Regions from separate parts of the Mus musculus genome. Here region 2 is linked to region 1. Evidence: chromatin contacts called from ENCODE Hi-C or POLR2A ChIA-PET data. All regions are on one chromosome and are shown on one strand. Each heading gives the region's core, a stretch centred on a gene start or an enhancer-like site at or near the end of the contact. The rest is flanking DNA. Distances are from core to core; before and after follow the strand shown.

Region 1 (5,654 bases), core at 2,034-4,533:
ACACCCTCTCTGGCCTCTACATGTATACATGGTATGGATCCAGACACTGCTTTTGTTCCCCCCACCCCAAACACCACATGCACATGCTTGCACGCATGCAAGCACAAAAAGCAAATAGCCATACGGGGGGGGGGGGCAGAGCTCCACCCCCTCAGAGGAGAAGAGGGGGGAAGGGGAAGGGATTATGTAAGGGGGGACTGGGAGGCAGGGACAGCAATCAAGATGTAAAGTAAATAGATTAAAATATTATAAACATAAAGAAAAAAGAAATACTAAGCTTACAGTAATTCAAAGAACGCAATGCTGGGAATATTAGCTCAGTGGTAGCGCACTTGCCTGCTATGTGTGAGGCCCCAAGTTTAATTCCCAGCATCTCAAAAAAAAAAAGTTCAGTAACTTTATAAGAAAGTATTTCAATTCATAGAATGCTACCAAGAATAAAGACAGCTACTTCACATCGATAAAGGGGCCAATTATAAGGACATAATAATCTTAAAACTGCATGTATCCAATGATAGAGTTTCAAAACACAGGAGTATATCCAGGTAAAGTGTCACAGCAGGTAATTTCAGGACTTGAATTTCCAGGCTGTATGTGTGTATGTGTGTGTGTATGTGTATATATATATATATATATGTGTGTGTGTATATATATATACACACACACATACACACACACAAATATATATATATATATATATATATATTAAATCCACCAAGAATCTCTGTGACAAAGAAGAGAGCCATTAAGCTTGGAGAAGGGTAAAGAATATAATCAAAATACACTGCATGAAAAATTAAAAACAAAAAGACTTTTGTCCTTTGCGACTCCTTTCTTCCTCTTCTCTGGCTCCCCCGTGTGGTGGTCCTGGGCTCACAGACGGCAGCCCCTCCTCTTCTGAAGGACCTGGGAAAGCAGGGCCTGGAGTGGAGACAGTGTGCTGTGGGAGGCAGTTCCAGGTTAGGAGTCAGGAGATTTGAACTCCTGCCAACTGAGTCAGTTCTCAGCTGTAGCGGGCTCCGTTAAGGAACAGCAGGGAGGAGGGGTGTGTCTGTTTGAGGGGTGTGTGATGTTTGGGGGGTGGGAATGTAGGCAGAAAGGAAACAGACCTCCTGGGTTGAAGGGCCACCAGCCAGGTCGATCCACTCTGGAGATCTGGAAGTCATTTGTCCATTGGGTGAAATGGAACAGGGTCACCTACACAGTGGCACAATGGCTTAGACCTCTATGGTTAGTCGAATGAATGTGTGTGCTTGCAGAGAGACATGGTCTTTATGCACCCACAGATGCTGCTTGCCACACAAACCTAAGGACCTGAGCTGTGGCTTTGACCTTGGATCTACTGCTTGGAGTCTCTATACTTTCCTCTAGAACAGCCGGTCACAGAAGGAAGTAATTTCCCCCTTGCCTTAGGACATCTGACCATATCTAGTTTGGGTTGTCAGATCGATGAGTGGACTTTTACCCACTCCAAAGGTTTGATCCCCAAAACACATGTACAAAGCTGGGCATAGTAGCACATGCTTGTGATCACAGCGCTGCAGATGTGGCTCTTGGAGCTCACTGGCCAGCTAGCTTCGCTTAATCAGTGAGCCCCAGCTCCAGGGAGACTGTCTCAGAGAACAATGCCCAGAGTCGATCTCTGGCTTCCACATATGCACATATGTACCTGCACACACATGTGCACACACATATGTACCCACCCACATACATGCATGTATACTGCACATACATATGTACCTGCACACACATGTGCACACATACAGCACACACATATGCACCCACACACACATGTGCACATATACAGCATACACACACACACACAAACAAGTCAATAGAAATAAATTTTTAAAAAACGCTCGTATGCACAGAGTACTGAAATAAACAAGTCATGTGCAGCAAGGCCAGGGCTATAAGGCCCCAAGCAGGATTATGCCAAGAGAGTGCCTGTGGCCCGGGAACTGCTGCTGGAGGAGATGGTCTCTCCAGAAGGATGCTCAGGAGTCTACTGGGTAGAAGAAATGGGAAATAGGGTTTGAGTAACAGGGTGGTGGTGGGGGGGGGGGAGGGGATTCGATTTGTCTCTTACAATCTATGTATTCCATTTCTAAGAAAAGTGTGTCAACAGCCAGAGGGCCAGAGCTGTCTGGATCGGGAGAGCACGCTAAATGAGAATCAAAGTGCAGCCAAGCGCAGCATCTTCTCTTGAGTCGCTGTCACGGAGGGGCTAGGCTGCTTCACTGTGGGTGCACTGGGGTGCTACTGGGGCTCTCATCACTGGGGTTACATAGTAAGAGCACTTTTAAGGCCTGCAGGAGATGTGTCTGATCACACTAAAGGTGCCTGGGGGAAAGGCATGGAGCTTTGAGGATTCCAGAGGAAAGACTTGTAAAACCATTCATCTTTTGGCTTGCAAAAGCAGGCAGCTCTCATGCTTTCCCAAGGAGGTGCAGGGACCACAAGGCCTCAGGAGTCTGCAGTCTAGAGATGAGGCTCTAAGCCATCCTGCCCTCCCACATCTGCCTTCCCTTCTTCCTTCCTCTGCTGAGATAGTCAGAAATCTGCCATTATTGCTTTTAAAAGGTGAAGGCCAAATACTATCTGTAGAATGATCTCAGTCATATTTTGAAAAATGTCTGAAGGGCTGGGAGTTGCAGTTCAGTAGTGGATCGTGAATGCCTCTTGTGAGTGCACAAGACTCCGGCTTCAATTCTCAGTAACACACACACACACACACACACACACACACACACACATGCACACACACACACACGTAAATGCTTATACAGTGGGATACATGAAAATTCATGTAAGACTGCTTCTTTCCAGCTGATGAAAAAAAATCTATGATCTTCTTTCCCTTAAGTAGCGAAAAGGAGAAATGCCACCGGATTGAGACCTCACAATAGATCCCCTGGATTGGGCCCTCACCTGCTGAGCTCAGGCCTAGGCCTCTGCCTCGATAAATCTTCAGGAAGATGGCAAGAGGTGAGTTAGTTCAGCCAGGCAGAACACCAACCAGATAGGAGAAAGTACCTGCCATTCTCATATATCCGAATCCAAGCCAAGGCGGAAATCAGCATGAACGGGTTTCTTAGAAGAAGCAAAGAACCCGGATCAGGGCCTGGCTTTCCCCACAGAGCCTGGCGGGGCACTCTACTGAAGGCCAGGGCCAAGCCTGTCCAAGGCTCATGCCGCAGCGCCCAGCAACCTGGGCCCACAGGAGCTGTTGCTGCTGGGGACTGGCACCGTGTGGGTTTCTTACATCTCTGTAATGCTGCAGAGCTGCTTCTGTGATAGACAGCCATGACTCAGCCAGAGGGCTCTGGGATGCCTTTTCTTCCAAGGAGGCCGGAACTGCTGGAAAGCGCCCCTCCTGGCCATCGTTCTAAGAAAGAGACCGTGTGTGTGTGTGTGTGTGTGTGTGTGTGTGTGTGTGTGTGTGTGTGTGTGTGTGTGTGTGCAATAAAACCATGCCCTTCCCTGCCTTCTGTCCATAGCCCTGGGAGTTGGCCCACAGCCTACAGAGGCTTTTCCACCTCGGCACAGCTGACATTTGGGGCCAGTTGCTGCCATTCTGCCTTTCTGTGGCTTATATTGCAACATGTAGATCACTTAGCAGAACCATTGGCCTCTATGTACTAGGTCCCAGCTGACAAACCAAACCATCTCCAGACAGGGCCAGACGTCTCAGGGGAGGGGGCAAATCACTTCCTTCTGCAGCCTGTCCTAGATAGAGTATGAGAGACCCCAAGAAGCAGATCCAGGGAACCAAGATAGGGAAGGTTGGGAGCAGAAAGAAGAGACTTGACAGTAACCCGAAGAGAAAGAGAAACTGGAGAAAGCAGTTGTTTAAATATACTTTAGGGGCTGGGCAGTGGTGGCACATACCATTAATCCCAGCACTCAGGAGGCAGAGGCAGGTGAGTCTCTGAGTTGGAGGCCAGCAAGGCCAGTGTGTTCTATACATTGAATTCCAGAACAGCCAAGGGTATGCAAAGAAACCCTGTTTCCAAAAACAAGAAGGAAAAACCAGAAACAAACAAACAAAAACAAAACCCTTATAGGGATGCTGTGCTATTCGCTCTCTGTCTTATAAGGGAATGTTCATTAACAGGCTGCTGAGGGGGAGCTCAGTCAAAGCACCGGCCCAGCAAGCTTCAGGTTCCATTGCCAGCAGCAGAAAAAAAAAAAGCAAAGCAAAGCAAAATAAGACAGAATGCAAGACAGAAATCTGCATTGCTCATCAGTGCATCTCAGGTCTTGTGTGTAGGCCAGGCTGCTCCCAGAGGCCTGGCTGCAAACTCTGCTAGAGTCGCCATGACCCCACAGACTGGAGAGGGGGCACTGAAGCTTTCAATGTACATCTTAGGACAGTTCGATATAATCCCTTGTAAACACATATCACAGTTGTTCCATGGGAGCAGGCACAGAGACAGCGGGGACCTGGGAATGTCCGCGGGAGGGCCAGGCATTTGGACACCACAGAGCACGTGCCTGAAGGCTGTGGGGACTTGAGACTGCTCGTGAGTCGTCCGTAATGCCTGTGCATTTCCCCCTCACAGTCAGAGCTTGCTCCTTTCTCACCTTGCTGTAAGCATAAGACAGGAACGAGCCATTTTTCTTAAGTGTATCACTAAGCCCCCCATAGTGGACACTTAAAACCTTGCTAAATCAATAAGTGAGTAATATCCTATTTACACTTAACTTCCCTGACCAGCAAGCCCTCACCCTGAAGGACAAGGCTCACATCAAATGTCACCTCCTTCGGGAAGCCTTCCGTGATCTTTTTAAAATGTTAGCAGAAACAATTACACAGTGTACCCCAAAATACTTGGCTAATACTTATTGCACACATGTCCTGGTATCTACCAGTCAGCTGTGTTACAATTCCCCAGCCAGCATGGAAGCTCTCTGTGGACCATTCTGAAGTTATCACTTATTTTGCATATCCTCAACAGCACTTGATACATAACAGATACTTGATGAATGTTTAACACAACAATCAATACACTCTGTCCTCCACAGCCCAATCCCTAAACATTACAGTTCAGATGCATGGCCATTTGTGTGCTTTGTAAACCTCAGAATCATGAGCCACTGAGGACACCATACTCCCATTGCTTCCGCAGAGAAATGCCCAGCCCCTTTGAAGGTTGGTCTGAGAAGTCTGGAAGGAACTATGATCTAAAGGCAAGCTGATGTGTGGAGCTTCAGGTCTTCTAGAAAGTTCTCTAGGAGCCACTCTGCTCCCATCTGCACCTATACCTGAATCAGAACCCAGGGACAAATAGACTTCATGGAGAAATCTCCAGGGCAGGCCTGTCACTTCCCAGACCCCTGTGGTAGGGTGTGTCTGAGGCTCCGTGTGGCCAGAGAACAGCTTGTCTATATGGACTTGTGCCACCTACAGGGGCTGCTCTCCAGCCTGGCCTGCGGGCTCCCCTGCTTACCTGGTTCAAGGTTGGGGTGAGGGTGCTTTCTGGAGAGCGTCTATCCAGGGCAGGGCCCCCCTTCTGTCTGCAGTCCAGCTGGATCAGGCTGCGGCACTCCGAGTGGCAGGTGAATTTACAATCTAGAGGGAGAGAGATAAAAGGGATCAGGGGTCAGGTAGATGTCTACCTTCTTTACCAGAGAAACTGGGATTGCGTTTA
Region 2 (6,018 bases), core at 1,014-3,513, 35 kb after region 1:
TTAAAAAAAACCAAACAAACAGAGATTCCTTTCTGTGGCCTTCCTGACTTCAGTTCTGCTGCCTCTTTGGTGTTCAGGCATCTCTGGCTGGTAGGAAATCGACTACTCAGGGGCCACAGGAACCCAAGAAAGTGAAAGGACCTCAGCAAGTCGCAGGCCAGTGGGGATGCCTTGTGGAAGGAAACGGCAGGGAGGACACTATTTCCCAAGTGCTGGAAACTATTTAGGGACGGAGCAAGGGAAATAAACAACTCTCATGTGGTATGAGGATGCTCATTTCGTCATGGAGTACTGCACAGATACCCACAGAATCCTGCCAACACAGCATCATTGCTAACCAGAAGAATATCACAAACTCAGAGTAAAGCTGACAGTCCCTCAAAGTCTAAACAAGCGGGAATTGCAACAAGCATATTCTCACAGACAGTGCAGCTTCTGGAATTTGAGCCTTAGTAGATCCATAACAGTGAATCCACTGCCTCATCCTCTGTGTCCAGGGCTAGTGGGTACTGCAAAGCACTCAGGAACACGGAGGGAGATAAAGCTAGCAGCGGGCCCAGAGGTAAGTTGCACTGGATTCGTCTGCAGGTCAGCAGCATTTACAAGGAACAGCAGCCCGTGCACAGGACTCTACATGCCCAGCCTTCTCCTTAACAGGCACCTGTATGGGGGATGCTCATGGTAGGAAGAATAGTCCCCCTTTTTCCTTTCACATATTCTGGAGCGGCTGAGGGGGAGCTGTTATGGGCTAGAGTGAGGGTAGTAGTGCTAGCTGCTGCTGTCCAGTGTTGCAGTCTGAAGGAGGCAACAGAGGATGGCCCTTTACCAAAAGATGTGACTGTAATCCATGTCCACAGATGATTGCCGGAAGCTGTCATTGCACTGCGTGCTTCATATGTTCAAAGGAGCTACGTAAACACACGGGTATGAGTATCCTCTGGCAACAGCAGATCCCTGGGTTGGTGGGGAGGAGACTTATACAGGGATACAGACTCACCATTGGCGAGAGGTAATGATAAGCCCTAAAAAGAGCGCAGACTTGCTCAGAAACTCTCTATACTGGTGCCCAGTGTTACAGTAAGATTGGGAGAAGCCAGCAGGCCAGTGGGGATGCCTTGTGGAAGGAAGGAACTGGCGGGGAGCTTAGTGATTTTAGGGCTGGAAGGCGGGTGCAGGGGGACAGGAGGAGGAAGAGGAGGCCACGAGGCACAGTCACACACTGGAGCAGAGTATAGAGCGTTGAGCCAGGTGTGGAGGGCTGAGGAGGCCTCAGGTGCAGGTGACCTTGGCATCTTTCAGCCTCACAGCCTGCTTCCATTCAAAGCCTAACCAGGCTTCCCATGCCAACAGCTCCCTAGGAGGAAGAGCCTGAGAGAACCTGAGGTGACCACCGAGTCATCTCCCCATTAACCCTAATAAGTGTCAAATACTCACTTCGTTGTCAATATCACTACCTCATTTTTAAAACTCACAACTAAAGGAAGAAGAGGGTGTGCGTAAGACACAATGACCTTGTGGAGAGCCATCAGTCCCAACCTACAAACAAGCTTGTTTACGCGCACGGGGGAGAAGGCTCAAACCCGTCTGAGGATACGTAACTGTACACATACAACTACCTCTGGTCAGTGGGCAGCCATTAAAGGATGCCAGGCAGTGACAGCAGCTGTCTCCAAAGGTAACCTGCCTAAAAGTTCGGACTGGCCACAAAAGGCAATGGCCTCCTCTCCCGGGCTCAGAGCCCTTCACCTCGCGCACCTTCCCCGCCCTCACTCACTAGCGCAGCGCAGCGCCTGCCGCAGCACCTCTCGTCCGCACAGGTCACACCAGCCCGGACCGCCCCGCAGCGCCAGTTCCACGAAACGGTGCCCCTCGCCTCTCTCGGCCAAGACGCGGGGATCCTGCGGCTGCTCGAAGATGCTCCTCACGTCGCGGGGTCGGTGTGACCCAGGTCGCAGCCGCAGTCTCGGCTGCAGACCGGGCCGGACAGGGCGAGCGTGTCGGCAGTCTCGGGGCGTGGGTTCGGGGTCCCTCCGGCCACTCCTCCTGCCACCGCGATCCTCTGACGCCCCGGCCGCGGGGATCAGGGCCGTGGGGATGCAGCGGCGCGGCCGGGCGGGAGGTGGCGGCTCGGTGCCACCCAGACTCTGCAGATACCGCGGCGGCTCGGGATCTAGGAGCAGCGGGTAGGGACGTTGCCCGATGGCCGGGGAAGCCATGGCCAAGGCCCGCAGGCGGCGGCAGCTACCGAGCCTGGCCAACAGAAGGGGCGGCTCCGGTCGAGCGCGCTTTTAAAGGGCCCGCAGCCCGCGGGCGGGGCGGGGCGGGGCGGAGCCCACCGAGAGGCCGGAAGGGCAACACGCGTGACTGCGGGTCGGAGCCGCGTGGATTTAGGAGTGACTCGGCGACTAGGCGGTGGTGAAGGTCCGAGCACCCGAGAGGCTTCGCGAGCTCGGTAGGCGCCGGCTCCTGCGCCTGTCTTCAGCTCTGCCCCGTCCCCTCTGGGCGTCTCCCAGGGCGCCCTAACACCGGCGGGGCGGGGAGCAGGTGGGAAGGCAGGGCTTTGGCAACCTGGTGTGGCCCCGGGACAGGAGCTAGCCCGCCGCTGTCAGTAAGGCGGCCCGCGGATTCTCCGAGCTGCCCGTGGGAAGCTGGCTACATCAGCTCTCTCCCTTCTCACCTCTGCTACATAGACTGCCCCTCCCCGAAGACTGGGATTAGAGTGACTGGTGATCCTTGGTGATCCGGTGATCATGAGAGACCTCTCTGTGCCCCATGGGTGGACAGGAACTTTCCTCCCGAATTACGCCCCTCCCCCCTTAGTTGCTGGAGTAATCACTGCGGAAATGAATGCCAATCCCTTACACACCTCCTTTGGTATGGAAGGTCCACCTGAGCAGGGGCGCAGGGTGGAGAAGTCCGCATCCTACCAGCACCAAGGGGTGCGCCATAGGTTCCTGTCTGGCTTAAGGTTATGTCGCCACCATCTTGAAAATCCTAATTCTTAACCCGGCCTATTCTTTTTGCACTGGGTCTTGAAAATTATGTAATGGTAATAACTAGTGGGCCTGTCCACAGTGCCGTCTCAAGGGATAGAGAACAGGTGGGACTGTGGATTTTCGAACCTGTGCCCGGTCGGTCGGTCGTAGGCTAGCAAGGGTCCTGGGCCCTCTACAGGCTGGTTTTGTAGCTGCAGGCGCCTTTGCTCTTTCCAGTTCTGCGGTTCTGACTTAGGCCTAGCTCACATTCCCGCCTCCCCCTGCCCCCCTTAAATTACAGGTTTGATTGATTTAGTGGCAGCCACCAGCAAGCAACTATGGGAATAGAGTCACTGCACCAAATTCAAAAATTCTGTATTTTGGGTCTCAACAAACCACTGGTAGAAATATTGGGGGAGGGGCATGTCTATAGTGAACATGTACACACTCTTTCTCCTTACTTATTAAATAATACTGGATAGCAATGATTCATATACACTTTCACAGTACCGGTGTTTAATATAGGCGGGGTTAAAATGCATAGGTTCTCTCTGCACACAAGCTACCTTATAAAAGGGATGAGAACCCTCAGGTTAGAGTATTGGGAGCAATAATGTATGTATAGAATGTGTGGGGATTCTGAAACCAGACCTGGAATTGTCTATAAATTCGCCTACATTTTAATCTCCAGGGTTCTTTCCCGGCTAGTGATGGGTCTCCCCCTAGTGTCTGGCTGGGGAATCCTCACTTTCACTTTTCCTCTCGAAGGTAAATTTAGGCAATGGCTAAAAGTCCAGTGACCAGGGAATCCCCAGCCTTCCCTGCTCCACAGCCTCTCTCCCCACCCCCACCCCCGCACCCCTCCCCCAAGTGGTGGTAATCAGAATCCTGCTCCTTTCAAGTGGGTGGCAGAGGAAAAGTTCCTGGTCTCTGGGCCTCGTTTTATTCACTGGTTTCTGGGGAGTGGAAAGAAGGACTCCAAACTGATAAAGTTATGATAAGGCGGTGGGCACAGAGGCCACCACTCTGCCCCTCCACCCTTCCTCTTGCTCTCTTTACATCCGTGCTCCAAGCTTTGGAGGCCAGCCAACCCTAGAGGGCTTTTAAAATCACAGCTTGCTGGCAAGTTCCTGTGTCAGTAAGTCTGGGCTAGGATGCTAGACTTGTATTTCTAGCATGTTCCCATAGTAGCATTTGTGCTGATGGTCCACTGTGAGAACTATTGCTCTAGAGCCATAGCAGAGTGGAGGGAAAGGACCTGCCTGTTCCAGAGCTGGGTTCCTTGTAACTGAGAGAGCCCAGCAGGAACTCTTCCTTGGCACTTTCTCCCAAAGTGTGATGGGGGAAGTGCAGCCTGGCTTTATACTCTTTTCCTCCTCCTCTCTAGGGTATCTGCAAGCAGCTCTCTGGCTTCTTGCAGAAACCTGTATTGCATGTAAAAGTTTGCTTTGTTTCTACCCTGTGTCTATTCATCTTCACAAGGTTGGAAACTTGTACCTCTCAGGGGTGCCATCTTTTGGGTACGACCGGGGACAGAGACCAGCTTGAGTGTGGGGTGATGGTTTGGTGTGTAAGTAACAGGATTCTGGTAACACACAGCCCTGGGAGGCCAGTTCTGAGACACTATTTATGAATAATAGCCAACAGCCATCATCTCTGTCCTTCCCTCGCCCAAGCATTCCAAGGGTCTGTCGTTTGTGGCTGACTTCGATTCCCTGGCTGAGAAGGCTCCTGTGAGGACACCAGTGTCAACTGTCATAGACTGAGGCTGGCTGGGACAGTTAGGTGTGCAGCATCCCCAGCATGGGGCTACATAGAAGACACTCTGGTTTGGTTTTCCTGTGGCTCTGATTTGATGGAGCAGTGATGGCTGCTTCCAGAGCTGATGGGGAAATGACATGGAGCCAGAGCTCCTGGGATGAACACAGATGATGTGGATGGAGATAGTATAATGCCATGTCATGTGACCCACCCAAAACTTTCTCAACTTTATCTTAAGATCCATCTCTCTGAGACAAAAAAAAAAGTTCAGGGTGGGGGAGTAACTATCCCCCAACCTCAATAGGTATGGGACTCACCTCTTTAATCTTTTCCAATCCAGTCCCCTCCCATGTCCCATGATAGAACATCTCCTTCTCCTTCCAATACACACACACACACACACACACACACACACACACACACACACTCCTCCTCCAGGGAAGAAGTGGGGAAAAAAATCACCAAATCACTCAAACCCCTGTAGTTCAGGTAGAGAGACATCACCTGGGGTGATGGGTGCCGGGCCAGCGGCATCTTTGACTTTGTCCTTGGTCACCAGGCTTCGAGGTCTCACCACATCTGCTGGAACATCTACTGGGAGGTTTTGTTTTGCTTGTTTTGCTTTGCTCCTTAGCAGATCATCTTGGCTCAGTGTGGGGTGGGTCACTTTTCCCAGCTGTGACTCATTCCAGGAGAGAGGACATGTTGCTTTTATTTGTGACCAAGGGGAAGGAGTATGGTCAAGGCTGCTTCAGAGGTGGTCCGATAACATGTTATTTCCCCTGTTGGGTGAGTTATTTCAAGACTGTCCCCCAACCTCTCCCCTAACCTCTCCCCCAACCCCAGCCCCTAGCAAGAAAGAGAAGGAGAAGACAGACATAGCCTGATTTTCCAAGGGGGAAAGCAAGCTTTGCTTTTATCTGACTCTGAAGCATTTGAAGCTGCTTAAAGTCTCTGAAGGTTTTCGGAAGCTCTGGGGATATTGGTAGTCACACATAGGATTACTATGTCAGTCAGGATAAGTGATGTTGCAAATGCAGCCCCATATCTCAGTGCATCAGACAACAGAGACCTCTTTCTCACTTATGCCCCATGTACAGGACGACAAGCACTCGCAAGAGTCTCTCAGGACTCCTGCAGATCCCAGACACCATATCTAATACGGCCAGTCACTGTGCCAGGAGGAAATGGAGAAATCCCTGCTGATCCTCACTGGAGCTTAAAAATCTTGGTCGCTTCCATTCACAGGTCACAGACCATCCTACACAGGGAGAGCCGGCAG

The links. A loop is a pair of places that touch in the nucleus more often than their neighbours do. ChIA-PET counts read pairs that join two places held with the same protein, here RNA polymerase II (POLR2A).
Region 2: a loop to region 1 is called in a map of left cerebral cortex, with 2.9 times the contacts of the local background. The contact joins the promoter of Rassf5 here to the enhancer-like site in region 1. A Hi-C loop is called at or near these places in 10 of 37 maps with a recorded cell type or tissue (T-helper 1 cell, T-helper 17 cell, T-helper 2 cell and 4 more). POLR2A ChIA-PET finds 5 or more read pairs at or near these places in 2 of 5 experiments (Patski and embryonic stem cell).

Annotation. Positions count from the first base shown.
Region 1 is chr1:131,206,804-131,212,457 of GRCm38, forward strand. Rassf5 (Ras association (RalGDS/AF-6) domain family member 5) reads right to left here. Exons shown (of 6, transcript NM_018750.4): 2 at 5,454-5,575. Among named protein-coding and RNA genes, the nearest start is that of Gm28913, 35 kb to the right of the region's middle. Within about 2 kb of position 3,284, at least 1 of the 3 ENCODE cell types and tissues checked has a DNase peak (open chromatin) inside an H3K27ac peak, as active enhancers do; it is left cerebral cortex, where a contact is called at or near this core.
Region 2 is chr1:131,242,915-131,248,932 of GRCm38, forward strand. Rassf5 (Ras association (RalGDS/AF-6) domain family member 5) reads right to left here and starts at 2,264. Exons shown (of 6, transcript NM_018750.4): 1 at 1,775-2,264. The coding sequence starts at 2,216. Gm28913 (a long non-coding RNA gene) reads left to right here and starts at 2,176. Exons shown (of 3, transcript XR_878525.3): 1 at 2,176-2,452.